Linked DNA regions of Homo sapiens: region 2 is linked to region 1. The links are chromatin loops, found by intact Hi-C in ENCODE. Cell type or tissue: stomach. All regions are shown on one strand. Each heading gives the region's core, and the rest is flanking DNA. Links, peaks and the distances in the headings are about the cores only. Region 1 overlaps IPCEF1 (interaction protein for cytohesin exchange factors 1). Region 2 overlaps IPCEF1 (interaction protein for cytohesin exchange factors 1).

Region 1 (15,375 bases), core at 3,649-11,648:
AGATTCTCCACTTCCTTCCTGAGCAGCCATGGTTTTCTCTCTCATTCCACAGCTCACAGACACTGCAGGACTGGGTATAGGAATTGGCCCTTGGACCCCAGGAAACTACCCCAAATGCATTTCAGAGATGACCCGGTCTCAAGAAATATACTGAAAGTAATCCAGTTTTCCCAATATTCTTTGGACCAGAAAAGTGGCTTGAGGCCAAGAGAGAGAAGCCCATGTCTTCCTACATTAAGTGTCACGGAAAGTGTCACCCACTCTCCCTCTCACTCCTGTCTATCCCCCCACCCACGTCTTAGTGGCCACAGCCTAGGCTGAGAACTCACAGAAGCAGCCCTACTTTCTAGCACAACCTGGTCAAAAGCAAAATAATTTACAGGGGGAAAAACACGAATGAGCAGGCAATGGGGCTCCAGAAAGCCAGGTGCAAAATTGTGAAGTTCAGTTTCCCTTTCACTTTGGGAAGCTCTGCAAAGTAAGCTTTAACTAGCAAAGCAAAAACTTCTAGGCTAATGTTCTTGACTTTGAAAAATAAATTTAAGCCTTGGCTAAGTAATCCCAGGGATCTTTTTTGCCTTAAGTTTCAATGGTACTAAAGGAGTTTACAGTTGAAAGGCTGGGGAAATATGTCTTCACGAAAAGCCAAAGGAAAGCATTCAAAGCTATTCACAAACCCTGCTCAAAAGTGTCTGGAGCTCTTCAATTTAAGAAAAACTGGAAGTCTACAGGCTGGTGTTGCAAACCAAAGAAAAATAGGTGGAAGGGCACTTTATGTCACACTGTTATTTCTGCTATTGTTATTTGTTGTTCCTTCAATACTCTTTACATTGCCAATCCTAAATAATTTCCCTTCTGGTATCTGCTAATCACAGAAAGAATCAGTAATTTCCAGGGGCAAAAGGTTAAAGCACTGCTTTCCTAAACCAGGGCATCAGGGTGCAATCTGAGGATCTGAATGTTCTCTCTGTCAGGTCACCACAGGTCAAACTCATCTTCAGTGGCTTCCCTAGGTGGAGAAGTACCCACATGTTTGCTGGGCCAAACTGACTGGCCTGGCCTCTTATCTTAGAGAAGTTTCTAGCAGTACAACTTGCTTCTTGTTTTTTGTTTTTATTTCTTAATGCTAAGGTTGTTTTTTGTTTGTTTGTTTGTTTACAGAGTATTAAGGCTTCTTAGTAAAGCTTGGGGAACTATTCAACAACTATTTCCATTTTGTTTGCAGATATAATTCAGGTGGTTCCTTCCATTTGAATGTCAAGCCACACTTTGAAGCTATAAAACAAAATAGGTTGTGTGAACAATTTGTTACGGGTAGGCAGGGCCAACATGGGTACTTGGTGGGTTGTGGTTATTCCTATGGTGAGAAATATTCATGGTGATTAGTAAGGGAAGACTTTCATATTGTTTCTCTATAGCTCTCTTTAACACAATGATTTCTAAATTTCTATTAGTCTTTAATGAAAAGATGACATTAGTTGTGTTGCCTTTGGTCTAAGGTTTGCAGGCATAAATGGCACAAAGCTTAAAGTTTATTTAATAGAAAGGATAATCTAAGATGAAAGTCCTTTGCTGGTTAAAAGAGTGACTTACAAGAGATAGAAATCTAAATTTAAGAGCTCATGGGGGTTGGGGTGGGGAAGAAAATGAAAAATTATGAATGCATGCCCCATTTTTTTCCCACAAGATTTCCTGAGCATTCCTCAGACACAGTGCAACATCATAACACCAGTGAATCAATAGTATTTCTATTTTTCTCAAGCAAAAAGTATAGACTCATCAAATATATACTAAGCACAATATATAATAGTATATCATCTTTTAAACACTAGTAATTTGAACTTCTATAAATATATTTAAATAACAAACATAGCTATTCACATAGCACACAAGTGACATATAAACATACAAAAATAAATCCCTCATGTTTAACTCTTTTGTTGCTTCCATGGGTTTTTGTTTTTTTGTTTTTTTGAGTAAAGATATTAAAACAATTCAGATGCCAAAGTCGTCTTGTCAATATTGATCCTGGGAAACCTGGATATAAATTCACACTATGTATAGGGATCACAGCCAAGGACAAGAGCAGTAGACATTCTTTGCGGAACATATTCCTATCTCCTACCATTGAGTAGGAAAGCTCAAAGGAAGTAGAGGTCTCCAATTGTGATGAGATGTTTTCTCTAGCTGTTGTAAGGAAAGGAAACATTAATCAGATCCCCTAACCTGCATAAAGTGTGAAAACACCAAGCTGTCCTTTGAATGAGTGGAATATGGAACACGCCTCCTCCTTCAGCTCTCCCACATGCCACTGTCTATGAAGCATTTCTCATCACATGGAAAAGGCACCACCATTCCATACCAAAGGCAAGGAATTTTTGTTCTGCAACACCACGTTTGTCCTTCCAGTCACTGCTCTAGAAAACATTCCTCCACTCAAACAGTGATTTGGGCCACACAGCTTCCCAGTCAAGTGGAATATGTACATTCTTCTTTTGAAAAACAGAATGTTTCCATGGGCAATTACTCCTGGTAAAATTTGATTCTTGTCCATAGCATTCTCTGGAGAGCAATGAACAGAAGAGACATTTCTCACATCCCCCCTAGAGCCCCACATCACCGTGAGCTCCCAGTAGGAACACAAAAAACGCCTTTCAACTGAACTCAATCATTCCAATCTCAATGGATGCGTTACGACTGAAATGAGGAGCCCTGGTGTATTCGGTGATTATCTTCATCTAACGTGCATCTTTAGATGGGAAGCTGATGCTTGAAGGACTGGGTTTCAGTTTTCCTTTTAAGGAAAAATGTAAGCTTTTGCAACATCTTGAAGAGTTGCTTGTGATAAAATATAAGAGGAGAAAACCCTGACTTTGTCTCAAATGGAATTTTCAACAGAGGGAGAAGAAGGTGATTTCTTGAGTTCCTGGGGGGTGTCATCAGTGTCATCAGGGGCAGGCGAAGCCCGCTGCTGCTGATAGATGTCCTGGATCAGCAGGGTGTTCATGACTTTCCACTCTCTGTATTTCCTGGCTGTCAGCTTCGGGTCATCCAGCAACTGGTTAATCATGGCCAGATCATGTTCTTTACACTGTGTGAGTAGAAAAAAAGGGGAAGGGGGTATGTTGAGAGTGTCTTAATTTACATAAACCATCTTTACCAACTCTTTTACAAGTACACATATACATAAAATTACCAAAGCATTTTTGCACGTTAATGTTCTAATTCCAGCATTAAGCTTAAGAAATACGACATTTGTTTGCATACGCTAGCCGCAAAGAAGTGAAGTATCCTACCCAAGAGTTAGTGGAAGAGCTAGACATATAGCAAAGATCTTCTATGTTGCCTTTCCCTGATCAATCCATTATTCCACACCACAGTAACAATTCTACCTTGGTGTGGGAATCATGCCTCCTAAAACTTACCATTGTAGGTATTAGCATTTTATTGACAATCCAAACTTCACTAAGTAAAATTGGAACGTAACACTTTACCTAGGACATATGGCAACATAAAATATGTCTTTTAAGATTTTATTAAATTATCTTTATTTTTAATAAATCACATTTATTTAATACAGAATAAATACACAGATTATCTTTTCAGTCAAAGAAGAGGCTACTAACCTTCCATCAAAACAGTATGTATTCCAATAATGCTAATAAACAACCTATTGGTGCTATTCCATTCTGCCTCCTCTGTAACCAATGGCACACATTTCTGAAATGTCTAGCTCAGGTTAGAGTTTTCTATAGACAAGGAATGGAGTATAAATAAGATGTTCATCCTCCATATTAAAAACAAATATTCAGCCCTGACAATTGTATCTCAAATCTATGCCTGTTTTCTCCATCCCATGACCATAATCCTAAGGTTGGATATCCAGTTCAATATATCACGTTTGATCTGCTGCCACAGCCTCCTGAGCGAGACCACTGCCTCCAATGCCCACTTCAACTCCACCTCCACTTAGCAGAGCAGGGATGCATGTAAATGCCGAGTCCCCCTCATGGATCCCCTTACACCCAAGGCTCCTCACCTGCACTGGCACCATTTGTTGATACTCTGCTTCCTTTTGACTTCCCAGTCTAATGTACTGGCATGCATTTTCTCACCCACACAACACTAGCTCACACCTCCGTGTTGTTGTGCCACATGAAGAATCTTCCTTGCCTTTCTTCACCTCATAAACTCTAATTTCTAGAGTTTCTTTTACACAGAACACTTTCCAGTCTTTCTTTACCCAATTTTTTTCTTTTCTTTTCATTTTTTTTTTTTTTTGAGACAGAGTCACTCTGTTGCCCAGGCTGGAGTGCAGTGGCCCAATCTCAGCTCACTGCAAGCTCTGCCTCCCAGGTTCAAGCGATTCTCCTGCATCAACCTCCCAAGTAGCTGGGATTACAGGCATGCACCACCATGCCTGGCTAATTTTTCTATTTTTAGTAGAGATGGGGTTTCGCCATGTTGACCAAGCTGGTCTCAAACTCCTTAAACCTCAAGTGATACACCCACCTCAGCCTCCCAAAGTGCTGGGATTACAGGCGTGAGCCACTGCACCTGGCCTACCCAATTTTTCAAAACCCGTAAATCTATACTTGAGGCATCACATTGTCCAGGAAACCTTCCCTGCACTCCCAAAATTGGACTGATAAGCTTTTAAGTTTTTATGTTCTCATGCCTTCCAATGATGCCCTCTGAGAACTTACCGAGGTACATTTAGGTATTTACGGGTAAGTCATGGCCCCTCTTCTAAAGCTTAAAGAAGATGACAAGAAACATTTCCTTCATCCCTGTATTCCCTGCACCTAACGCAATGCCAAGTGCCATGTAGACATTCAATTCATGCATGTGATTGAACTACTCTTTTTGACTATCCCCAGGACAGCATGTGTGAAACTAAAACTTCACAACCACTGCCAGTAAGTGGATTTTCACTACTCTCCAGTCATCACATTTTCACATCCTTTTTCTGGCAGTCTCCCAAATGACTATTTCAAAACTCTTCTCATCTCAAACCCCCTCTCTCATCCTCACTCGCAGCTGATGGCCTTGCTATCTCTTTGTTGAGGAAATGGAAGCCATCAGAAGAGCACTTCTCCCAAGTTCCTATTGCCCACGAACTACATGGATGCAAATCTATGCTGCCTTCTGCCCTGTTCACAGAGATGGAGCATCTGTGCTCCTAGTAAAGGCCAATCCCTCCACTTGGGCACAATGGCCCCCGCTCTCCTACTCAAGAAATTCATCCCAGCAATTCTGTTCTCTCCTCTGACTCACCAACTTTCCAGATCCCCTCCAGCAGTCTCACTGGTACACATGTTTGCTGTTATTTCTTGCATGTTAAAATTCCTCTCTGCCCCCAAATCCCTGTCCAGCTAATGCTCTACTTTTTCCTGTCTCCAGTGGCCCATTCTGCATAGATTCAGTCCCATCAGGGTTTGGCCCCCACCATTCACCAAAACTGCTCTTGTGAAGACCATCAGTGACCTCCATGTTGTTAAATCCAATAAACCATTAAATCAATGTTAAACCAATGATCCATCTTCAACTTATTTATCAGCAGCACCTAAAACAATTGACTACTCCTCCTTCTTGAACAGTTTCATTGTTGTGCTCCTATGATACATTCTCCTGATTTTTCTTGTACCACAATTGCTACTTACTCCCACCTTAGTTGCTGATTCCTCCTTGTCACGCCACCTCTTCTCACTGGAGTGTTCTAAAGCCCCAGCTTGTATCCTGTTCTCTGCTCTATCTATGTTCATGCTGTTGGTAATCACAAGAAATCTCTCCCACTCTCCTATGTGCTGAGGGTCCCAAGTTTATATCTCTCCTTACTTCTTCCCTGGACTCCATCATCATTTGTCTAAACTTCCTCTTCAGCAGTTCCACATCAACCCCTAAGAGGCATCTCAAAAATAACATATCTAAAGATAAGTTCCTCTTATTCTCTACATCCCCACCCCACCAACTTCCAATGCACACCAAACCCGGTTCCTACCGTAGTCTTCCACAAAGCACTTAATGGTAACTCCGTCTTTCCAGTTGCTCAGAGCAAACACTGGAGTCATTCTTGACTCCTTCTACCACACCCAATCCACCAGCAAAGGCTGATGGTTCTACCTTCAGACATGACACAAAGCATGCCATCCTTCTGTTCAGAACCTTCCAGAGGGTCACTGTCTTACTCCGAGCAGAAGCTGGTGTTTGCAATGGCAATGAGATCCTCAATGGCTCGAGTCCCTGCTGCCCCTCCAGCCCACTGCTGCACTCCCCATGCTCCATCCCCACTACATTACAGCTACCTTGACCTCCTTGCTCTTCCTTAAATGCCCTAGGCACACTCCCGCCCCAAGGTGTTTGTGTTTTTGTTCCTTTTGCCTGAAATATTCGGCCTCAGAGAACCTCAAGCCTCATTCCCTTTCCTTTTTCAGATTTTACACAAATTATGTCTTTCAAAGAGGCCTTTCATGTCCTTCCTAATTAAATATCAATTCCTCAACATGTTCTATCCCCTTTTCTATTCTTTATCAAATCTATCATCACTTATCATATTATACATTTAATAGTCAATTATGTTTGTTTATTCTCCTACTAAAACATAAGCTTCCGGAAGGCAGGCCTTTTTATCTGACATGCCCAGTGCTATAGCCCCAAGTGCCTGAAAGAATGACTGCACATGTAGACTGTTTACACATGTAGACATTCGTTGAATACTTGTTGAAAAAATGAATATATAAAATAAGAAATAAATGAATAAATGAATTACCAATTTGCTTTTTATTCTCTTTTGCATTCTGAACCCTATTTGGAGTCTGAGGAAATCCTTTCCATTAAACAAAAAAACTAGACATAGATTCATAGATCAATAGCTGGATAGATAGATATTAATAGATAGATAGATAGATAGAAGATAGACATATAGATGGATAAAGATAGGAATCCTTCCTTCCAAAATGGAGAAAAAACAGTGCAGTAGGAAAGCAGAGGGATTGTTTATAGAAAGTTAGGCAGGGCCAAAAGAGCATATTTCTTCTTTCTGAGTTTTCAATATCTATGCTTCCAAAACAACTTTTCCAAAACAACAACAACAACAAAAGCTTTCTTCCTCTGATATCACCATACTGCTATTAATGTAAAGTTATTTAAAGAGTTTTATTTTGTTCTAAAGAAATTTAGACATCTACTTCAAAGGAAGATCCTAATTTTTCATATTAAAAAATTAAATAAGATCTTTGAAAATTAATAAAAATTGGGGAAACTGACTTTGCATACATGAATTAACCCCTCTTTATAGCTAATAAAATTTTTAGAACAGGGTCTCTTCAACTTTGGGCATTAAGCTGACACTTCTCATATGGCTTTTGGCTCTAAGTAGTTCAAATTTTTTACCATTTGGCTCAAATCTGTGTTAGTTCTTCTATGGATGAAAGAAAAAAATGTAGACAATAATACAGAAGAAGGAAATTAATGAAACAACAGAACCTTCCAAGCTCCTTCCTACACCAGGCATCCTGGGGCTGGGCCTCATCCAGCAGCCCAGCTTCTCCTGGATGGCGCATGAGGCTTTTGGAGGGCTTTGAACTACTTTCACAACATCCGCTCTGCTTTCTGGCAGGCAAGCAAGGTTTGGCAGGGATTCCAAAAATACCATGAAAGAGAGAATGCTGTACTTTCAGTTTTTACTCCAAATAGTCAGTGTGTGGCTCGACTCAAGACCTAAGCATTGGAAATGTGTTCCACCAGAGTAGCTACGGGAAGAAAGGGTTCACCGCTCTTGTGACATAGGTCAGAGTAACTCAGAGAGAGTTTCAGTTGGACCCATTAATCATTCCATTAATAACTTATTTTAAAATAAAAGCAGACTTAGCCAAAAGTCAGTGAATGATGAGCTGTTAGAAATTCCTAAATATCTGTATTTAGTGTACAACATAATACGATCAACTTTTGCTCAAGTTCAACTTGGAAGTTTGCTCAACTTCCTAGAAGAATTTCCCTGAAGTGCATTCATTCCAGTACTATCCCAGTGCAGGGATTTTTCTTATTTACGGAATGCACCTGCGGCAAATATAAACATTATTGTTAAAACAGTTTCCTTGTTTCTGCATGAAACTCTGTTGTCTTTGCTTGTCTACACTCCTACTTTGGAGCTTTTAAAACATAAACATTTCCTCTGTGTATGATATATTCTCTGTGCAATATATCATACTCAGAGAAAAGTGCACAAATAGAAAAATTGTGCTTAAAGAATTATCACAAAATAAACACTTCCATACCACTACTACCAGGGTCACAGAAGGACCCGCACCCAGCACTCAGAAGCTCCATTCACATCCCCTCTCAGTCCCATCCTCTCCTCTTCCTCAAAGACAACCACTCTCTTGACTGCTTTGAATTTTAAAAACAATTAGAAATAATTATTATACCCTTCCAACATGAACATGCACACATGTACCAAGTTCTCTCTCTCCTTTGAATAGGTTGATGCACTTTGCTTTTGTTCAGCTTCTTCAGCAAGACCAATTTCCACATCAGCATGTCCTCCTACCTCCTGAGATTAATAGGACTGCATGACATGGGTCCTGTTCTATTTCATCAGCCCCAAGCACTGCACGAGGGATCTATGGAAAGGGCTCCTTCTCACAAATGTCCAGAAAGAGCAGTTCCCTAGCTGGGTGGGGCAGGCAGCCCTGAGCGGGCCCCCAATCTTCTCTGCTTCCTGGTATTCAAGGCCTTGTGTAATCTCCTCCCTGAAAATGAGATGACCCAATGACTTGCTTCTACTGAATAGAATACTGCAAAAGTAATGTGATGTCATTGCTGCCACTGGGTTATAACCCATCTCACTCACTCACTCTCACTGTGTTGCTTGCTCTGAAAGAAGCCAGTTTCCAAGTTGTGACCTGCCCTGTGGAGAAGCCCATGTGGCAAGGAACTGAGGGGAGCCTCTGGCCAACAGCCAGAGGGCAACTGAGACCCTCAGTCCAGCAACCTGAAAGGACCTGAATCCTGCCAATAATTAACATGCAGGAGTTTAGAAACTGATCCCTCTCCATGGAGGAATGAATGCAGCCCCAGCTGACAGCTTGATCACAGCCTTGTGAGAGACCTGGGGGCAGAGGCATTTGAGCAAGCCACACCCAGATTCCTGGCCACAGACACTTTGAAATAATAAATGCTGATTGTTTGGAGTTGCTAAGCTTTGGGATAATTTGTTACCTAGCACTGGATAACCGATACACTGACAGAAAAGCAAAAGCTGCTGAATTCACCAATGACGAGGTCACAGAGACCCATAGGGAATGGTAACACTAATTCTTTTCACAAAGTTGGCCCCCCAGTGGCCAGGTGAGGGCATGGTGCCGTAAAGATCTAGAATCCTGAGTCTGCTGCTCTGTGGAAGGCCTGAGGCCACAGCCTTTCTCCTTCTACTAATGACTCAAACTGCACATGCTCTCCGCGGCCTCTACTTCCTGCTTCTCCCAACGTGGAACTACAGCTTATTATCCGTTGACAGACATTCCATTTCCTTGAATGTCCTTCCCTTGGTATTCATTTCTTCCTGACTCACGGATTTCGTGACAGTGTTCCTAATGCCTCCAGTAATCCACTGTCCCCCTTGGACCACCAAAGCACCCTGAGCACATCTCAACCAGAGTATTTTTGCACTTCATTTTAATCATGTATTTGTTTTCCTCTGTTTCTACACCGGTAGAGTCCATTCAATGGTCCCAGTCACCTAGAATAGTGGCTGGTACATAGTAAGAGTCAGGAAATACTTGCTCAATGAAAACTTTACTCACTCATATCAGCTATCACAGACAAAGAAGACAGTAAAATCCCAACACGCTATGACATATTACATTGAATAATCAAATATATTCATCAGCTTCGTACATACTGTGAAATGGCGGCCAGTGATATCTTTTATTATCGATAAAAATTTTAATATTAAATAAGAGTGAATTTCTCTGCATTTGTATTATCTTTGTATAATTAAAATTTACTTTCTTTTTCCATTCTGGCCTCATTTTTGTAGCCTTTTAGGGTGTTCAGATGTTCTACTGACTAACTGGGACGCCTAAGAGCCACTCAGCCTGCCTTTGTAGCCTTGTCCTTTCAATTGCTGACATTTCTTCCTGGAAAATGACTTAAGTTCTTAATGCCAAAGGCCACAGACAAAACAAAATTCACTTACAGAATCTATCAAAGCTTTTCAGATAAATCGTCTGCTAAATCAGGAGCATTTTACAAAGTATCCTGGCCTCCACCTGTTCATGTTATAATCTAAATGTGAAAGCAGGACACTTTTGTTATGAAGAACCATTTCAGCTCAGGGAGGGCCTGAAAATAGCTTCAGTACTTCCTGTACACTTTCCCTTATTCCCATTGTGAAAACATCTGCTGGTCTATTACCACAGAGTGTGTACTTCCCACTGTCGGGCTCTCATGGTGCTCCTTGGCTGCAGTGCCCACAGCTGACAATCACTACATCTTTGCTGCAGCTGAAATCAAGACATTTCCTTCTGGATGCAGTCCTGAAGACTGGTACCCTTGTATGAATCAGATGAAAATTCGAGATCTTATTTATACGACTGTTTATTCTCACCAGTTGATGATCTCTGTCTCTCATCAACATTTATTGAACCAGGTACTGTGCTAGGTATAAGGGTTAAAAAACAAATTATGCATGGTCCTTGCTGTCCAGAAGCTTAAAATTTGAAATTTTATATCAGAGTGAATGCAAACATCAAGGCCTATTGTGAAAAACTGCCTTGGGCGCTACTGTGTGAATGTCCTAGTGCTTTAAGAACGTCAAGATCATCTTGCCCTATAAAGGTTATATTTACTTTTACAGCCCTTCCCTGCAACCACACAAACATGCTGTGATTAGCAAGAATCTCTCTGCAGAACCAGCCGTTCCTTGCCCCACATCCATAGAGTTCATCCACAATTTGAAATTTTGTTACCTTTAATGTGCTATTCAATGTTCGGATTTTGTGGAGTTTCTCGTTTATAGATGGATTTTTACACCGCTTAACAAAGGATTTTCTCAACTCCTTTTTAGTCGAAGGTCGTCGGTCCCCAAGAGGAGATAGACTAGCTTGCTCTAATGATTTGTACAGCTTCTCCATTTCATCATCTTCAGACACTTTTGTCTCTTCTATTTGAAAAAAAAAAAGAAAGCAGTAACAATAAACCCAGTGAAAAATCAAGGAGAGAACATTCAATACTGTGGTCCCAAGGCACGGCCCCACTGGCACCCTCATCTCAGACTTCTCTCCGGAACTGAAAGACAATAAATGTTTGCTGTCTAAGCCACCCAGTTTGCGATACTTTGTTACTGCAGAGCCACGTTCCCTGTGAAGGCACCAGGGAAGGAGTTATTCCAAGCCTCTCTCCTGGCTTCAAGTGGTTTTTTGGTTTGTGGCAGTATAACTCCAATATTCACATGGGGTGTTCCCTGCATGCATGTCTCTGTGTCCAAACTCCCCCTATTTATGAGGGTATCAGTCATGTTGGATTAGAAACCTGCCCTATTAACTCATCTTAACTAGTTAAATCTGCAACAACCCCATTTCCCAATAAGGTCACATTCTGAGGTATTAGGGGTTAGGACGTCAACATACGAATTTTATTAATTAATTAATTAATTTTATTATTATTTTTTTTGAGACGGAGTTTTACTGCTGTTGCCCAGGCTAAAGTGAAATGGCACAATCTTGGCTCACTGAAACCTACACCTCCCAGGTTCAAGTGATTCTCCTGTCTCAGCCTCCCAAGTAGCTGGGATTACAGGCACCTGCCACCATGCCCGGCTCATTTTTATATTTTTAGTACAGACAGGGTTTCACCATGTTGCCCAGGCTGGTCTTGAACTCCTGACTTTGGGTGATCCGCCCACCTTGGCCTCCCAAAGTGCTGGGATTACAGGTGTGAGCCACCACGCCCAGCCCAACATATGAATTTTAGAGGGACACAATTCAACCCATACATAGTCCACCCTCCGGCCTCCTAAATTCATGTGTTTCTCACGTGCAATATATTCACCTCATCCCAACAACTCCAAAAGTCTTAACCCATTCCACCATCAACTCTAAGACCAAAAGCTCACCCAAATATCATCCAGGCTGGGTGTGGTGGCTCACGCCTGTAATCCCAACACTTTGGGAGGCCAAGGCAGGAGGATCGCCTGAGCTCAGGAGTTTGAGACCACACTTGACAACATGGTAAAACCCGTTGTCTACTAAAATACAAAAAATTAGCTGGGTGTGGTGGTGCGTGCCTGTCATCCCAGCTACTCAGGAGACTGAGACACGAGAATCACTTGAGCCTGGGAGGTGGAGGTTGCAGTGAGCTGAGATCACACCACTGCACTCCAGCCTGGGCTACAGAGTGAGACTCTGTCACACACACACACACAAAATATCATCTAAACCAGGTATTGCTGAAACTCAGTGGGGGAGTGATTCATCCTGAGACAAAATTCATCTCCATCTTTAAACCCATGCAAGTCGACAAATATCTGCTTCTAAAACACAGTGTGGGACAAATAAGCCCTAGCAAATTATACACATGCTAAAGTTTGAGAACTACTGCCCTAGATGATTGCTTAATGTCCTTCCCAGAACTACCCTTGGAGAGAAGAAACCTGTCTGTGGTCTGTGGTTTTGAGTAGAAAGTGATCATTCCTCATCTTGCCACACAGACTCCATCTCCCTTCCTAACCACACTTTGCCAGCCTCGGCCCACATGATTGCAGTGAAGCCACTCCACCACAGGATCTACTGGGGACCATGTGGACTAGACGAGGCCAATGGCAGTTCCACCATTCTGGCCACAGTCACTGATTCAGAGATAAACATGTGCCTCTGGTCAGGCCATTTGGGGCCAAGGAGACTCAGTTCCAAGACTTTGGAGTATCAGATAAGTAATCTCTCTTTTTTCTTAAGCTGAATGTTGTGATAGTGTGAGCTGGAAGTTTCCAGGAAGTATCCCAAGAATAATGATATGGAAGCCAACCCATTCTGAGACACAGATCTTGATGATACCGTTGGAGCCCTCTCAGCCTGTGGGAGCTAATATGTTACCCATGTTAAGCTACCCTGGCTTTGGTTTCCAATCATATGCACCTGGAAGGGCCTCAAATGATACAGAGGTTACTCAAAGAAAATCTTCATCCTTTGATGTTGCTTTAATTTCTCACTAAGAACGTTAGTCTATTTTTCCTTTATTCCTTGGAAGAAAGCTTGGGAAAGAAATACAATGAGATTTCTTTTTCCACCACATACTCCTTAATGTTTATATGTTTCACTTCCTGTCCAAAGAACCAGCTTGAAAGAGGACTCTATAGAAAGTATGGCATTAGAGGAACTAGAAAAACAGCCTCTCCATAGGGTGGAGAAAAGCATATAATGGTGACCTAGGAGCATCAAAACCAAGCAAACTTCACATGCCTTAGAGTTTACTCCTCTACGATTAGAAACCTTTATGCAAGAATTAGTTTCCCCTATCCATCCCAGAAAGTCACCAATACTCTTTCATAAAACAGAAAGCAAAGATGATGCACTCACTTCATAGCTGACTTAAAATGTTCATCAGCACAACCTCCTTTTTCTCTACCAAACCGTCTCACAAAAGGGAAGAAAATACTCAAAACTACATCTGAAGACAATTAGACTTTTGGCTCACACCGTGTGCAGACATCAAAAGTGGGCTTTTGTCAATAAGCACATGAAAAGATGCTCAGTATCATCAGTCATGAGGGAAATGCAAGCCAAAACCATCATGAGATGTCCCTTCACACCCAGGGTGGCTACAATTAAAAAGACAGACAGTAGTAAGTGTGGATGAGGATGTGGATAAATTGGAACCCTCATACATTGTTAGTGGGAATGTAAAACAGAGCTGCTACTTTTATTTTATTGTTTATTTTTTAAAGACAGGGTCTTGGTCTATCACCTGGGCTGGAGTGCAGTGGCATGATCATAGCTCATTGCAGCCTTGAACTCCTGGACTCACTAGATTCTCCTGCCTCAGCCTCTCAAGTAGCTGGGACTACAGGTGCATGCCACCATGCTCAGCTAATTGAGTTGCCACTTTAGAAAATAGTTTGTCCATTTCTCATGGAGTTTAGCATGTGCCCCAGCAATTACACTCCTACATAAATACCCAAGAGAATTGAAAACATATATTCACACAAAAATTGTACATGAATGTTCACGGCAGCATTATTCATAACAGACTCAACTTGGGAAGATCCTAAATGTTCATCAGCTGATGAAAGGATAAACAAAATGTGGCATTTGCATGTGACAGAATAGTATTCAATAATTAAAATAAATACTCAGTTGTCCACAATACTTCAACATGGGTGAACCTTGAAAACATTTTGCTAAGTAAAAGAAGCCAGTCACAAACAACCACATATTGCGTGATTCCATTTATATGAAATGTCCAGATTAGATGAACCCACAGAGACAGAAACCAGAATAATAATTGCCTGGGGTCTGGGAGGGGACAAGCAGGAGTGGAGAATGGCAGCTAATGTGTAAGGATTTCTTTTTGTGATGCTGAAATGTTCCAAAATTAGATTGTGATGACAGCTGCACAATTCCAAATATACTAAAAACCAATGAACTGTACACTTTCATGTGTGAATGTTATGGTATGTGAAATATATCTCAATAAAACTATAAAAAGTAGTCATTTATGAGATTGTCATGAGAGCTGATGCTACATAGCAGAAATACTAAGCATGGCCACAGTCATGGGGTCAAGCTGGAGACACTGGAAAGTCTTAAAGAAGTTAAGTGGAAAGAAATCTGACTCCTGAAGGGGGGCATTAGGATTGAAGACTTAGAGTTTTCAGTTTTAAGACACAGTAATTTTACATGTCCTTTTACTTTTTAAAAAAATACAGCTAACAAGGTAGAATTCTACTTAGATTAAGGCATAAACACATAGCTTTCAATACCACAGTATTTTTGAATTAAGGAATATATGTTTAACAAACATCAACAAGCAAACCAAACAAGAGTATGACAAAGATAAATAGAATGGTTTCTTTACATTTCTCTGTGTTCACCAAGTAGCTACATTGTGCTACTAAAGATTGTGATAGAAAACAACTTACCAATTGAGCCACTAAAAGAAAAAAATATTTTTGACTAAAACATTTTGTTTGTAATTATGTCACAGTAAAAATTATTATCATTGCTTCCAAGATAGCCAAATAGGAACAGCTCCAGTCTACAACTCCCAGTGAAATCAATGCAGAAGACAGGTGATTTCTGCATTCCCAACTGAAGTACCTGGTTCATCTCATTGGGACTGGTTGGACAGTGGGTGCAGCCCATGGAGGGTGAGCTGAAG
Region 2 (15,375 bases), core at 4,344-12,343, 120 kb after region 1:
GCTCACATATAAAAGCAAAGGACATGAGATAATCCATTCGTTTTGCCAATTAGTAGGAGATTTCACCTGTCAAGGCAAAGCAGGAGAGAAGGAAGCAAATGCAAGATGACTTCCCTACCAGTCTGTGTACAGTGACATATGCGGCAGGGGAGGTTTGGGGTTGTGACTTTGTTCAGGAACTTTATGAAGGAGAAAGTAGCTTCATCCAAATTATTTTAAGCTTTTTTCTTTTTTTCTTTCTTTCTTTCTTTCTTTTTTTTTTTTTTTTTTTTTTTTTTTTTTTTTTTTTTTTTTTTTTTGAGGCAGAGTCTCCCTCTGTCGCCCAGGCTGGAGTGCAGTGGCGCCATCTCGGCTCGCTGCAAGCTCCGCCTCCCGGGTTCACGGCATTCTCCTGCCTCAGCCTCCAGAGTAGCTGGGACTGCAGGCGCCCGCCACCACACCCGGCTAATTTTTTGTATTTTTAGTAGAGACGGGGTTTCACCTTGTTAGCCAGGATGGTCTCGATTTCCTGACCTCATCATCCACCCGCCTCAGCCTCCCAAAGTTCTGGGATTACAGGCATGAGCCACCGTGCCTGGCTGCTTTTTTTTTTTTTAACTTAAGCTCAAAGTGTCATTCTGATTCCAATCCATTTTCTACTTGCTATAGAATATTCTCATTCTTTCTCTTTCGGTTATCTTCCCTTTTTTATTGTTGTCTTTTCCACTCATTTCGTTGCATTTCTTTCCTGCCTTCTCTCCACTTTGATGATGAATTGACAGATGGTTTTAAGAACCACAGCTTTTTTCAAACAGAGAAACTATGATGCTTAAAATTACTTTATTTTTGACACCATAAAAATACTGCAATCCATCATCTGTGGAGACTGGCAGGCCTCTTCCCTGCTTTCCCTTCAGAAATTCCCACATAAGCTGTCAGCCCTGACAATCAAGGCTCAGACACACAAAATCCACAAAGCTAAGGGAGATAAAAGACTTTCTTTCAGCCAATAATGTCAATCTTTCCTCCCAGTGGACCATTTTACCATAGTAACAAACAGGTGGAAAACTGCAAGAGATCTCAAACGATTTGCCTCTTTCACATCCTGGAAGGGCCTACCAAATGCCAATGGCTATTGGCCATGCCCCTCTTGGAGGTACAAAGCTCCCCTGAGTTGCTGAACTACAGGGGTCTCTTGTCCTTCTGTGGGACTCCTGAACCTGAAACTTCTAAAATGTGGTCTATACCTGCAGGGGCCATTAGACTGGGGCAAGCAGAGACCAGCCGTGGGCCACACCCTGGCCAATCCTCCTCAGAGCACCCAGAGCCCAGCCCTGGCCCACATGCACCCTGTGTTGGTTGCGCCCAATCAAGGTTCCCTTCCCCAGAACATGGGGTAGACCAGATGCCCTGAAAAGCACTGGGACTTGTTTCTACAGAGTTGGGTTTGTTCTGCGGTTGTCTTAAGTTCCATGACACCTGCCTGGAGAGTAGTTGTTGTCACTGGTTCTCCAAAACAGGGATGGATGTTCAATGATTCCAATTATTTATATAGGCAGGGGTCCTACAATGCATATTTTCACCTACCCCTCAAAGACACATAAACACACACACCCTAGTGGCAGCTCTTGTTCAGTTTTACCAATGCAGATAAAACACACCATCACACCTGCCTCTCCTACGCCAGCTCCAGATCCAAGGAACTTCTAGGAGCCAGTTACTCTAAGATCCAAGCTAGCCGTATGCTGAAGCGTGATTCTAAGGGATTGTGACTGAAACTCCAGGAGCCACCTCAAAAGTTTGTACTGTCCTCAAGCTGCTACATCATATGAGACAAAGGGCACCAGCTCCCTAATGAGGACACAGGAAACATTGGTAGCTCCTAGACAAGGTATCAATTATGAGGCCCACTGCAATCTACTACAGTCTGTTCCATGAGCACAGCTTGGTTCCTTCCAGGTCCCTACTAGGGTATCCCCCGAATAACATCCGCAATTCCTAGTTTGCTTCACTCCAGCCGGTGGGGCAAGAGCTGATACAGTGCTCTAGAATGAGCCAGATAGGAATAGCAAGCGATGGCCCTTACTTTTCTGAAATTTGCATCTCTCCATTTCTCCACATGAATAATAATTACATTTTCTGTCTGCAGAAGATGAAATGTTTTTCTACTTGGTGAAATTCAGACAGTGTACATGGCTCTGAGGCAGCCAGTCACTTTATTTCTGCTTTGCCAAACATTATTCCATTCAGTGCCCTTTACACCAAAGTGAGCAGCTATACCCCATACAGCAGAGGACTCTGCAACTGGACATTCACTGGCTAGAAGGCAGCCAAGAAAAAAAAAATGATTATAAAAGCTGTCAGCCGCTTGCACCCATTGCTCTAGAGTTGGAGCCAAAACCCCTTTTGTCTGGCTAGATTTTTCCTTAAGAAATATCATTTTAGGGGCCGGGCACAGTGACTCACGCCTGTAATCCTAGCACTTTGGGAGGCCGAGGCGGGTGGATCACTTGAGGTCAGGAGTTCGAAACCAGCCTGACCAACATGGTGAAATTCCATCTCTACTAAAAATACCAAAAAAATTTAGCTGGCCATGGTGGCAGGTGCCTGTAATCCCAGCTACCCGGGAGGCTGAAGCAGGAGAATCGCTTGAACCTGGGAGGTGGAGGTTGCAGTGAGCCGAGATTGTGCCACTGCACTCCAGCCTGGGCAACAGAGAGAGATTCCATCTCAGAAGAAAAGAAAGAAAGAGAAAAAGAGAGAGAGAGAGAAAAGGAAAGAAAGAAAGAGAAAAGGTGGGAGGGAGGGAGGAAGAAAGAGAAAAAAGAAAAGAAAAAAAAAGAAAAGAAAAGAGGAAGGGAAGGAGGGAGGGAAGGAGGAAATAAAAGATCATTTTAGGGGCCTTGTAATTTTGCAAAGGTCGTGCCCAAGGGTTATCAGACAAGAGAGACCATAAGGAGATAAACTACTGTATATAATCATGGTGAGGGCTGCTTTGCCCAGAATAGAGTGACTTCTCTTGGAGGCTCTTATAATGATATTTGGCAGAACTGTTGCAAACTGTTTTCAGTCTTCACAGCAAGGTTGTAAAGTAACTTATACTTTAACACGTGAAAAAACGAATATACAGAGTGGGTGGACTAACTAGTTTACATAGCTAGCAAGTTAAAGCCAAATTTGAATTCAGATTTTCAGACTCCAGGTCCAGGGCCCTATGGTCATCAGCAGTGCTGTCTCAGAATAATCTTTGCCTTTTCAAATTCTCCTTAGAAGCAGGCTTTTATTTTCTTTTTGCAAACAGTAGATCTCATTACATTCTTAGAGAATGAATGAGTCTAATAATTCTTACAGACACTCAGGGCAAGACATGCAGTAGGCACCTAACAAATATCTGTTGACTTATATTGGCCCTGCCTCAACTTTAGGACAAGTTAGAATGAGTAAGCTATTTACCAAATTTAGACAATTCAGAGGGACCTTCGGTGACTAGCAGTGATAACGTGGCTGCCAAAGGGCTACTCGTGGGATCATAGATCAGCTGCCACTGTGTGGTCTGGAAGGGTCTGATCAGCAGGCAATACAGCTCTCAGAAAGAGACACTGACGAGCTGCATGCAGCTTGTTTGGGAATTGCGCATCCTAGGTGAGGCTTCATTCAGAAACTATGAAGGGCTCACGTCCTGGTCAGAATCCCACATGGGCAGGCTATGAATTGAAGGCTTAAACCATATCATGCTGGAAACCACACAGGCACAAGGACCTCAATTTTGCATCTGCTGAAAAATCTGGGTTAGTGTCTCCAAAACATCTAAAGCAAGAACGAGAGATGTCACTAAAACACACCTATTTATTCTTTAGGAAGAACTGTTAAATTAAAGTCATTCTTAAATACCCCCCATCCCAAATTGAGATATTTGTTGACACAATCCACATAAGCGAATGCCGTCAAGAATAGATTTGCTTTCTCTGAAATCATAACATGTATGCAAAGAGACACCTAGTGGAAGAACACCTAAGTACAATATTTAGCTTAAGACCAAAGATTAAATCGTCCAACTCCCTAATTTGACATTCTTTCAATTTCAATAGCGCATTTTTTTAAACCACTAGAATCATAAACTCAGAAATCTAAGTTTTCAAAAAGAAAATGTTCTATTTGTTTTTCCAGGAAGCATTGGCTCTTTTATTGGTTGTTGTTGTTGTTCATTAGACTATCTTACGTATAAATTACTGCGAAGTAATACAAAAATTACAGAGCAGACTGCAGCTGGCCAGCCACTTTACTTCACCTTTCCCTGAACACATGTGGGCTTATTTTTTTGTTTCCATTCCTTTATAGACTTTGCCTGTGAGATTTTCCGCTTGTCTTTGGGTTGCTTTTTTCTTGCTTTTAACTAGGTAAAGCCAGACTTTTTTTTTCCAGCCAGCTTCCTGTGGTCCGCCCAGCTTCCTGTGGTCCACCCACTCTCATCTTTACATGCTCACTTTCCCACTCGTACCTCACCTACACTGGGTACCGCACCCACCTCCTCATCTTCCATGCACACGTGCACCTTCCTCTCTCCCTCCTGCCCTAGATACCTTCATTTAACCTCAAAAGGAAAACTTTGTTATCACAAAATAGAAGGAATCACCTATTTTTTTCTTTACTCCATAGTACTAAAATTCAGCTATGACAAACGTTGAAATTATTATTTTTAAACTCCTGCATAGAAAAAAAGTTTAGATTGGAAATTGATTTTTAATTTAACAGATATGTTTAATTGCAATTTCTATGACCTCACAGGCACCACTTCATGGGATTTTACATCTGAAAGAGGAACATGTGCTCTAGCAGAAGCCAGACTGACATTCACCAGGTCCAGGTCTCCTGACACTGCTGTGCTACAAAGAGCTGAGCCCTGTGGACAGGTCCGGGAGAATGAGACGCCAAGTAGAGAATGGGAATCCAAGAGACGCCAAGGCTCCAGACGTATGGATGCAAAAGTGATCTTGAAAGTAGAGATCCTCCGATCCTAGCCACCCCAGCTAAAGTCACATGGGTCAAAGATGAACTGCCAAGCCAAGTCAACCCCTCTCCAAATTCCTGTCATGGTCAAAACAAAAAGGTCCTTACTCCACTGTTTTCAATAAGTAAGAAGGTCCTTATTCCTACATCACATGCTTGATGGTGACATGTTGAAACCTTTTCCTTTGATATTAGGAATAAGCCAAAGATTCTCATTATCACTTAACAACATTGTCTCAAAAGTACTGGAAAACAATGGTAAAAATATATATATATATGATTAAAAGGTAAAAAATCAAGATTGTCAGTATTTTCAAATGATATAGTTTTACATGCAGAAAGAATCTACACATTAATAATTACAATTAAAAAGTGGGCCAGGCGTGGTGGCTTATGCCTGTAATCCCAGCACTTTGGGAGGCTATGGTGGTGGATTGCTGGAGCTCAGGAGTTTGAGACCAGCCTGGGCAACATGGTGAAACCCTGTCTCTACCAAAAATACAAAAAAAAAAAAAAAAAAGCTGGTCATGGTGGTGTGCACCTGTGGTCCCAGCTACTTGGGAGGCTGGGGTGAGAGGATCCCTTGAACCTGGGGGATAGAGGTTGCACTGAGTTGAGATCGTGCCACCGCAAAAAAATCATAGACAGAGCCAGACCCTGTCTCAAAATAAAAAAAAAAAAAAGTGGGCATAAGAAGGTTGCTAGCTACAAAGCCAATATATTAAAATCAACAACATTTCTACCAGCCACCAACAGTTTGAAAGTAAAATTTCTAAGAAGATAGCAATATCATAAAAATTCAAATATGTTAGAATGAATCTAATAAAAATGTATAAGACTTCAATGAAGAAATCAATTTTTGAAAGAAACTTAAAAAGGGTATAAATAAATGGAAAGATGTCGTGTGTTCATTCATTGGAAGACTCAATATTGTGAAGATGACTCTGGCTAGTGCTTTTCCTTTGCCATTCGTTATCTTCATTATTCTGTGGTCATAAGGATATCGTCCTACTTTTCCTTCTACGAATTTTATTGTCTTGTCTTCCTTATTAGATCTACAATTTACTTGCAATTGATTTTCTATTATGGTTTCAAATAGGGGTCAAGTTTCATCTTTTAAATTAATGGCCAATTACCTCAGTATCATCTATTGAAAATACTGTCATTTCCCCCACTGGTTCTAACCATAAAGGAAAAGCTGTAAGTTGAAACACATTAGAATTAAGAATTCCCATTCATCAAAAGACAACCTTAGGGACTGAGAAAACAAGCAAATGAATGAGAAGAGGTATGTGCCATACATATAACATGCATGAGGCCATGCATCCAGAATCTATAAAGAACTCCCATGAATCAGTAAGGAACAGGCAGAAAACCTAAGACAAAAATGAGAAAAGACTTACTAGGCCTTTGACAAAGAAGGAACATCAATTAGCCAATATACATAGGAGAGACACCAATCATTAACAATCAGGAAATGTTAATGTTAATGTTAATGTTAATCCTCATTAACAATCAGGGAAATGCAAGGCAGAACAGCAATGAAACATAATTAAACAGCCACCAAAACAGTGTAATTTTAGAAGACTGACAATGCCAAGCGTTGGCAAGATTGTAGAACCAGTGAAAACTCAAAATATTGCCAGTGGAAAATTATTTTGGAAAAGTGTTTGGCAACACCTGCTAAGGTTAATTACATGCATAGTCTATGCCCACAACCTTTACTCTAAGATGTACATGCCTCAGATATGTGTGCAAATGTATGCTGAAAATGCGTAACAATGGTTCTATCCAGTTCATTAATAACAACCAGAACAAAAAACAGGGCTGGGCATGGTATCTCATGCCTATAATCCCAGTGCTTTGAGAGGCCAACATGGGAGGATCACTGGAGGCCAGGAGTTCAAGACCAGCCTGGGCAACAAAGTGAAACTCTATCTCTACAAAGAGGTAAATCATTTAAAAAATTGTTAAAAAAAAATGTCCATCAATGGGAAAATGAATAAATAAATTGTGGTACAGTCATTACAATGAACTACATAGCAATCAAAAAGAAAAAGACTACTTCTATCCACAGTGAAATAACATTGAGAGAAAGAAGCTAGACACAAAAGAATATAAACAATATGATTCCATTTATATAAAATAATAGAGCAGCCAAAGCTAGATCATAGTGTTTAGGGAAGTGTACTTGGGTCATAAAATTATCACAAAATGCAACCACAATGACCACAAATGGCAGGAGAGTGGAAACCTTTGAGGAGGAATCAGGAATTATTTATTGGAATGGGTACAAGAGGGGATTCGGGATCCCGATGGTATTCTATTTCTTGACTGAAGTGGCAGTTGCAAGAATTTACACTTTATGATAAATCATCTAGCTATTCCATTTTTTTCATGTTTTCCACTGCATGTATGTTATATTTCAAACTAAAAGTCATTTTGAAAAGTGAGAACTAGGCCAGATGCTATGGCTTATACCTGTAATCCCAACACTTTGGGAGGCCAGAGCGGAATGATTGTTTGAGGCCAGGAGTTTGAGACCAGCTTGAGCAACATACTGAGAATCCCCATCTCAACAAAAAAATTTAAAAATTAAGGCCAGTCGCAGTGGCTCATGCCTGCAATCCCAGCACTTTGGGAGGCCGAGGTGGGTGGATTACTTGAGGTCAGGAGTTCAAGACCAGCCTGGGCAAGATGGTGAAACCCCGTTCCTACTAAAATACAAAAAAAAAAAAAAAAAAAAAAGCCAGGCATGGTGGTGTATGTCTGTAATCCCAGCTACTTGGGAGGCTGAGGCAAGAGAATTGCCTGAACCCGGGAGGTGGAGGTTGCAGTGAGGCGAGATAGCGCCACTACACTCCAGCCTGGGTAACAGAGCAAGACCTCATCTCGAAAAAAAAAAAAATTTTTTTTAAAGTAGCCTTGTGTGGTGGTGCATGCCTATAATCCTAGCTACTTAGGAGGTTGAGATGGAGGATCACTTGAGCCCAGGAGTTTGAGGTTGCAGTGAGCCATACTGCACTCTAGCCTGGATAACAATGTGAAAGCTTGTCTCTAAATAAATAAATAAACTCTTGTTGAAGATTTTAGTTTTCCTTGAAGTGAAATGGGCAAGCCTGGCCAGGCATGGTGACTCACGCCTGTAATCCCAGCACTTTGGGAGGATGAGCCAGGTGATAACTTGAGGCCAGGGTACGAGATCAGCCTGGTCAGCATGGTGAAACCCCGTCTCTACTGAAAATATAAAAATTAGCCTGGAGGCCGGGCACTGTGGCTCACGCCTGTAATCTCAGCACTTTGGGAGGCTGAGGTGGGTGGATCACCTGAGGTTAGGAGTTCGAGACCAGCCTGGCCAACATGGTGAAACCACGTCTCTACTAAAAATACAAAGAATTAGCCAGATGTGGTGGCACACACCTGTAATCCCAGCTACGTGGGAGGCTGAGACAGGAGAATAACCTGAACCCAGAAGGTAGAGGTTGCAATGAGCCAAGATGGCACCATTGCACTCCAGCCTGGGCAACAAGAGTGAAACTCCATCTCAACAACAACAACAAAATATCCTGGCATGATGGCACATGTCTGTAATCCCAGCTACTCGGGAGGCTGAGGCAGGAGAATAGCTTGAACCTGGGAAGCGGAGGTGGCAATGAGCCGAGATTGCACCACTGCACTCCAGCCTGGGTGACAGAGCAAGACTCTGTCTCAAAATTAAAAAATAAATAAATAAATAAAATAAATGGTTTTGCAGGGTTCTGATCTGACAAACACATTAACAGCTCTGGCTCCAGCACTGACAACAGACTGAAACAGAGAAAAGACATAAACCAAGAAACCAGTTAAGAGGCTACTGGAACGATCCAGGGAAGAGATTACAATGTCATCTCTTTCGCGGGACCAGAGTGGTAGCGATAGAAGTGGTAAGAAGTAGATGGATCAGGCAGGGCGCGGTGGCTCACGCCTGTAATCCCAGCACTTTGGGAGGCCAAGGTGGGCGGATCACGAGGTCAGGAGATCGAGACCATCCTGGCTAACACGGTGAAACCCTATCTCTACTAAAAACACACACAAAAAAATTAGGCGGGCACGGTGGCGGGCACCTGTAGTCCCAGCTACTTGGGAGGCTGAGGCAGGAGAATGGCATAAACCCGGGAGGCAGAGCTTGCAGTGAGCCGAGATAGCACCACTGCAGTCTGGCCTGGGCAAAAGAGCGAGACTCCGTCTCAAAAAAAAAAGAACTAGCTGGATCAAAGTACTTACTCCTCTTTGTCACAATGACCAATCCAGAAAATAGTACATGTACCAAGTCAAGATAATCAGGAAATTCTGTCTGAAATATTGGGAAAGAGATTTGTCCCTTTTTTCTGGGGTGTCAGCCATGAACGCTCTGCAAACCTGGAGTTAGCAGTGGTCACCTTGGTGAAATGGTGGAGAAAAGAGATTGAAAATGAAGCCAAAACAGCAGGAAGCAGAGCCCAAGGAGAGAGTGGAAAAAGAAATCTATGCTACAAAATACTCAATCCCACAAATTTTCAAAGATGTATATTTGAGGGCAGGGCAGGAACCTCATTCCTGTAATCCCAGCACTTTGGGAGGCCGAGGTGGGCGGATCACCTGAGGTCAGGAGTTCAAGACCAGCCTGGTCAACATGGTGAAACCCCATCTCTACTAAAACTACAAAAAAATTAGCCAGGCATGGTGGCGCAGGCCTATAATCCTACTCAGGAGGCTGAGGCAGGAGAATCGCTTGAACCTGGGAGGTGGAGGTTGCAGTGAGCCGAGATCACGCACTGCACTCCAGCCTGGGGCACAAGAGTGAAACTCCATCTCAAAAAAAAAAAAAAAAAAAAGAGGGCCGGGCACAGTGCCTCACACCTGTAATCCCAGTACTTTGGGAGGCCGAGGCGGGTAGATCACAAGGTCAGGAGATCATGACCATCCTGGCTAACATGGTGAAACCCCATCTCTACAAAAAAAATACAAAAAATTAGCCAGGTGCGGTGGTGGGCCCCTGTAGTCCCAGCTACTCAAGAGGCTGAGGCGGGAGAATGGTGTGAACCTGGGAGGTGGAGCTTGCAGTGAGCTGAGATCGCGCCACTGCACTCCAGCCTGGGTGACAGAGTGAGACTCCATCTCAAAAAAAATTAAAATTAAATAAATTTTTAAAAAGATGTACATTTGAATATGTCTTGTGAAATTTCAGAATTTCAAAGTATACAGAGAATTCTAAAAGTTTCTCTAAAGAAACAAGAACATTGTTAGATTTCTCATGCAAGTTGAGCTGCTGAAGGACATGGGGGCAATATCTTTGAAGTTCTGAGTGAAAATAAATTTGTACATAAAGTTCTGTATCCAACCAAACATACAATCAAGTGTGAGTGCAAAATAAACACATTTTAGACATGTTTGTTTATTCCTTATGTGCCCTACGTGAAAACATTGCTTGGTAAAATAATAAACTGACAAAGACATTTAAAAAGAAAAACATGAGATAGAAGAAGGAAAAGAACATGAGATTAAGATTCAGGGAAAGATGAGCATATAATTAAAAAAAGATGTACACATAAAATACAATCTACTGAAACTGTGCAAGTATAGTTTCCTATTCCTAGCTTGATATCCCTTGAATTGATTTTGCAATCAATCCTCACACATTTGCAGTTACATTTAATTTCAAGTAATGATTTTGTTGGGGAAAAAAGAAAGTACCATTAATATAATTCCTTCTTCATAATCCTTTTTCACTTATTCTCACCTAAAGTCAGAAAGTAAAAAATGTGAAGTTAATTTTAAAATATTAAAATAACTCAATTACCTGGTAGAACAGAAGGAATTGTAAGTGTGACTGATTTAGAAAGGAAGGGTGTTGTATAGAGATACTGGATGTGATAACTTTGCAGCACATACCATCAGACAAGAAATTGTTAGTGTACTCTATGTCTAGTTCTCCTCTTCTCCCTCGGCCCCCAGGAAGACCTCCCAGACCCATGCAGTTAGGAGAGGCCGTGTGAGTTGTTCTGACCAATGGGGACTGGGCAGAGGTGATGTCATCACTTTGTGTCTGGAGAAGAGTATGAGTGCCCCACACCCTCCTTCTGTGTCATGACCAACTCTGAAGCCACCTATTGACATGGTGGTGTTGCAGGATGGTGGAGCTTTCATCAGCCTGAATCCCTGAGTGACTTTGTGGAGTAGAGGATCTCTCCCCTCCTGACGACCAGCACTGAACATACAGTGTGGGTAAGAAATCAGAGTTATAGCCAGGCACAGTGGCTCACGCCTATAATTCCAGCACTTTGGGAGGCCGAGGCGGGTGGACCACAAGGTCAGGAGATCAAGACCATCCTGGCCAACATAGTGAAACCCCGTCTCTACTAAAAATACAAAAATTAGCCAGGTTTGGTGGTGTGCACCTGTAGTCCCAGCTACTCGGGAGACTGAGGCAAAATAATCTCTTGAACCCAGGAGGCAGAGGTTGCAGTGAGCCGAGATCACGCCACTGCACTCCAGCCTGGGTGATAGAGTGAGACTCCGACTCAAAAAAAAAGAAATCAGAGAATCAGAGTTACTCGAGAGTTAATTTCAGCATAACACCGTCTAGTCTAATAAGAGCTCCTGTGCCTCATTAAGTATTAACAAAAGTCTTTTCTATATTTCTTCAAGCTCTATTTAAATTTTTTCTGTGTAAACTAACATATACCCAAGATAGGTAGTTGCCTTTTTTAACAATTTGGCTGGAAGGTAATTTTATTAGGAAAGACATTGGTATCTCTACTGAGGATAATAAACTCAGGGAAAATGAAAATGGCAACAGGAAACCTTTCACTTGCTGAGAAAACTTGTTCTTTTCTTTTCCCTTTTCCTCACTGTCTACATATAATAAATGCAGAAAATTTTCTGAGGAAATGCCCTATTCATTGTGGAAATAATCTCAAAAGATTTAGAGATTTTCAGTTAGTACCTCATCATTCTTGAAATTGGATTCTATTTTTTAGAAAGCTATACCCATATTTTTGAGCTAAAATTTAAAAAAAGCAAAAATATTATTAACCAGGAAAACAATAGCTCAAATGTTAACCTGCCCTCTCAATAATCTGAAAAACAGATTCTGTTTTCAAGGAATAATCTCCATATAAGTATTCTTTCAGCTAGTTCCTTTTTTGTAATCTAGTTGTCCACATTCTTGTTCACATTGTTATATTTTGCACACATATGCACAAAAATTATGAGCCTTCAAGAAGAAAATATATGTGGTCATCTATTTCTTCACTGCCAGCATACAAGTTTTTAACACAGAGTTTATTTTAAAATAAGGCAAGAAACCCTTGGAGTCTGAGTTGTTTCTTTATTAGAGGTGTGAGACCTGGCCCCACACGTTTCTGTACTGGAAAAAGTCCATTGACACCTTGAATCACTTGGTAACATAAATCAAAATTAAGCAGTTCTTAGAACATAAGTTTCATAGGCCATAGCAAGTAAAAAATAGTAAGAAAAATATAACCTGATGTTCAAATGCATTCACATAAAACTTCACAATATTTACTGCCCAGCAGGAATATGTCAAAATAATTAGACAAGCATTCTGTGCTTAAGAAATCTGTGGAGAGCTCAAAATAATTATGGGGCCAAGAATGTAGGCACATGTGAATGAAAACTAAATATGAACTGTTTGCTCCCACTACACACCCTTGAACCAAGAACTATGTCTGTCACACACCAGGGCCTGTCTGGGGGTGGGGGGTGGCAAGGGGAGGGAGAGCATTAGGACAAATACCTAATGCATGTGGGGCTTAAAACCTAGATGACGGGTTGATAGATGCAGCAAACCACCATGGAACATGTATACCTATGTAACAAACCTGCATGTTCTGCACGTGTATCCCAGAACTTAAAGTAAAATAAAAACTTTTTAAAAAGAACTATGTCTATAACATATTAGAGTGACTAGATAAACAAGATTCCTTTAGTATTGCTTAATGACAGGAGTAAAAGACGAAAATTGTTAACATGCTTTTGCATCAAGATGGAGGACATTTTATTATCTTAGTAGCTGGTTCAAGACTTTCTCTTATGTAAACATTTGACTTTGCTAGAAAAATATCATAATAAGCCCCTTTGTCATAAAATCTGAAATCCAGCAGTGTTTGGATGTGTGTAGAAAGACCTGCAATGAGGCAGGGAGGGGAAGAAGAGAGGTGGAGGCTGTAAAATGGGGAATGGGGAGAGCAGTGTGATGGAAGAAATGACACCACAATGTCAGTTTCAGTAGAAAGCGGTGAAGAGTCTGAACTTTGCCTTCATGTTAGCATCAGGTGGAACCGAGGCAGTACACAAGGACATCTGAAAAAACAAGTTGCTGGGAATAAAGGCCAGGGCCGATGACAAGATCATTCATCACCACGTGATATTGTTTGGCCCCGTGTCCCCACCCAAATCTCATGTTGAATTATGATCTTCAGTGTTGAAGGAGGGGCCTGGTGGGAGGTGACTGGATCACGGGGGTGGATTTCCCCTTGTTCTCATGACAGTGAGTGAGTTCTCAAGAAATCTGGTTGTTTAAAAGTGTATAACAGATTGCTCGAGCTCAGGAGTTTGAGGTCAGTCTGGGCAACATAGCAAAGCCCCCTTTCTTTTTTTTAAAATTAAAAAATAAAAATAAATAAAATATTAAAAGTGTGTAGCACTTTGCCCTTCTCTCCCTCTCTCTCTCTCTCTCTCTCTCTCTCTTGCTCTGCTATGTGAAGATTGTGCCTATTTCCCCTTCACCTTCCACCATGACTGTAAGTTTCCTGACACCTCTCCAGCCATGCTTCCTGTACAGCCTGTGGAACTATGGGCCAATTAAACCTCCTTTCTTTATAAATTTCTCAGTCTCAGGTAGTTCTTTATAGCAGTGTGGGAATGGACTAATACACCATCATAACTAATATTTATTAAGTGCTTAACAATGCACCAGATATTGTTCTAAGAGCTATATTCATATTAACTCATTAAATCCTTACACCAGCTATGGGTGCTATTACTGTCTCCATTTAACAGATGAGGAAAGCGAAGTGCATAAAGGTTAAGCAGTTTGCCCAAGGTCATACAGATTGGTGTGTATTTGTGTCAGAGATAAGATTCAAACCCCAGCCCTCTGAGCTCAGAGCCTCCCCTTTGTACCATTGTGCTATCTCTTATTTTATTACAAGAGACTATAAAGTTCATCGAATTCAGTCTTCCAACAAACACAGCTTCTTATAACAAGCCATGCTCTTACTAGATGCCCACTGTGATGGGGAGGTCCCTAATCTGAGAGCCAGAAGTGTTATACTAGAAAACATACTTGACAACTTTTGAAGATAGTAAAATCACCCACTTTTGTCAATACCTTAGGGTAACCAGTTCTGCATATCATCAATGAAAAATATGAATATAAAAAGCATCACTTAAAATTCCTCAACAAAACATCAAATTTTATGGTAAATAAAGCATTCTTTACTGCAGAAGACAATGCAGACATCTTACTGCCTGACTCATCAGTAAATGCGTATCTTTTATATACATGTTGAAACAATAGAATTTATGTCTTAGAAGACGTCTATACAGCTAAGGTATGCACCAAAGCTAATTTGTATGTCCATGAGTTGGACAACCAGGACAACGGGTTTTAATAACTACAGAAAAAGAAAGAGAAGGGCAATGGTCACCAAAAAGCACAATGGTGACTAATGAGTTATGACTAACAGTGTTTCAAAGACAGTTGTAACATAATTGGAAATGGTAGAAACTACATACTGAGGACAATAGTGATTATTGTCTGGGTCATAGAAAATAATAGCATTTAAGTTAATACGCTAATACTTTCTGAAAAATTACCAGGATTTCAGTTATATCTATACAGTCACAGAAAGATGTGTCCTTAATAGATAACTGTGGGCGGCCGGGCGCGGTGGCTCACGCCTGTAATCCCAGCACTTTGGGAGGCCGAGGCGGGCAGATCACGAGGTCAGGAGATCGAGACCATCCTGGCCAACATGGTGAAACCCCTTCTCTACTAAAACTACAAAAAATTAACCCGGTGTGGCGGCAGGCGCTTGTAGTCCGAGCTACCAGGGAGCCTGAGGCAGGGGAATCGCTTGAACCCAGGAGACCGAGGTTGCAGTGAGCCGAGATCGTGCCACCGCACTCCAGCCTGGAGACAGAGCAAGACTCTGTCTAAAAAACAAAAAAAACAAAAAAAAAAAAAAAAAAAAAAAAAAAAACTGTAAAAAGAATGCTTCCTTTGAATTCCCCAGCAAGTTTAAAGTTGTGTTTCATCTTTGGAAAAAAATGAATTAAGGCTTAGTACAATGGCTCACGCCTATAATCCTAGTTCTTTGGGAGGCCGAGGCAAGAAGATCACTT

Evidence for each region. A loop is a pair of places that touch in the nucleus more often than their neighbours do. Peaks named below come from ENCODE experiments on the same cell type or tissue, not always from the same donor. Only the 100,000 strongest peaks of a DNase experiment are listed, where the experiment ranks them.
Region 2: it touches region 1 in a loop (4-fold over the local background); 103 of 110 quality-filtered maps call a loop at or near these places.

The regions. Positions count from the first base shown.
Region 1 is chr6:154,156,950-154,172,324 of GRCh38, forward strand. It overlaps IPCEF1 (interaction protein for cytohesin exchange factors 1), which reads right to left. Exons shown (of 12, transcript NM_001130700.2): 11 at 10,971-11,164; 12 at 1-3,091. The coding sequence ends at 2,879. It also overlaps a transcript of OPRM1 not described here. Among named protein-coding and RNA genes, the nearest start is that of OPRM1, 130 kb to the left of the region's middle. In stomach, for the core only: no CTCF peak of the experiment used is centred there; a DNase peak (open chromatin) is centred at 7,622; H3K27ac peaks cover 515 bases.
Region 2 is chr6:154,273,473-154,288,847 of GRCh38, forward strand. All of the region lies in intron 2 of IPCEF1 (interaction protein for cytohesin exchange factors 1), which reads right to left. Among named protein-coding and RNA genes, the nearest start is that of IPCEF1, 76 kb to the right of the region's middle. In stomach, for the core only: no CTCF peak of the experiment used is centred there; no DNase peak of the experiment used is centred there.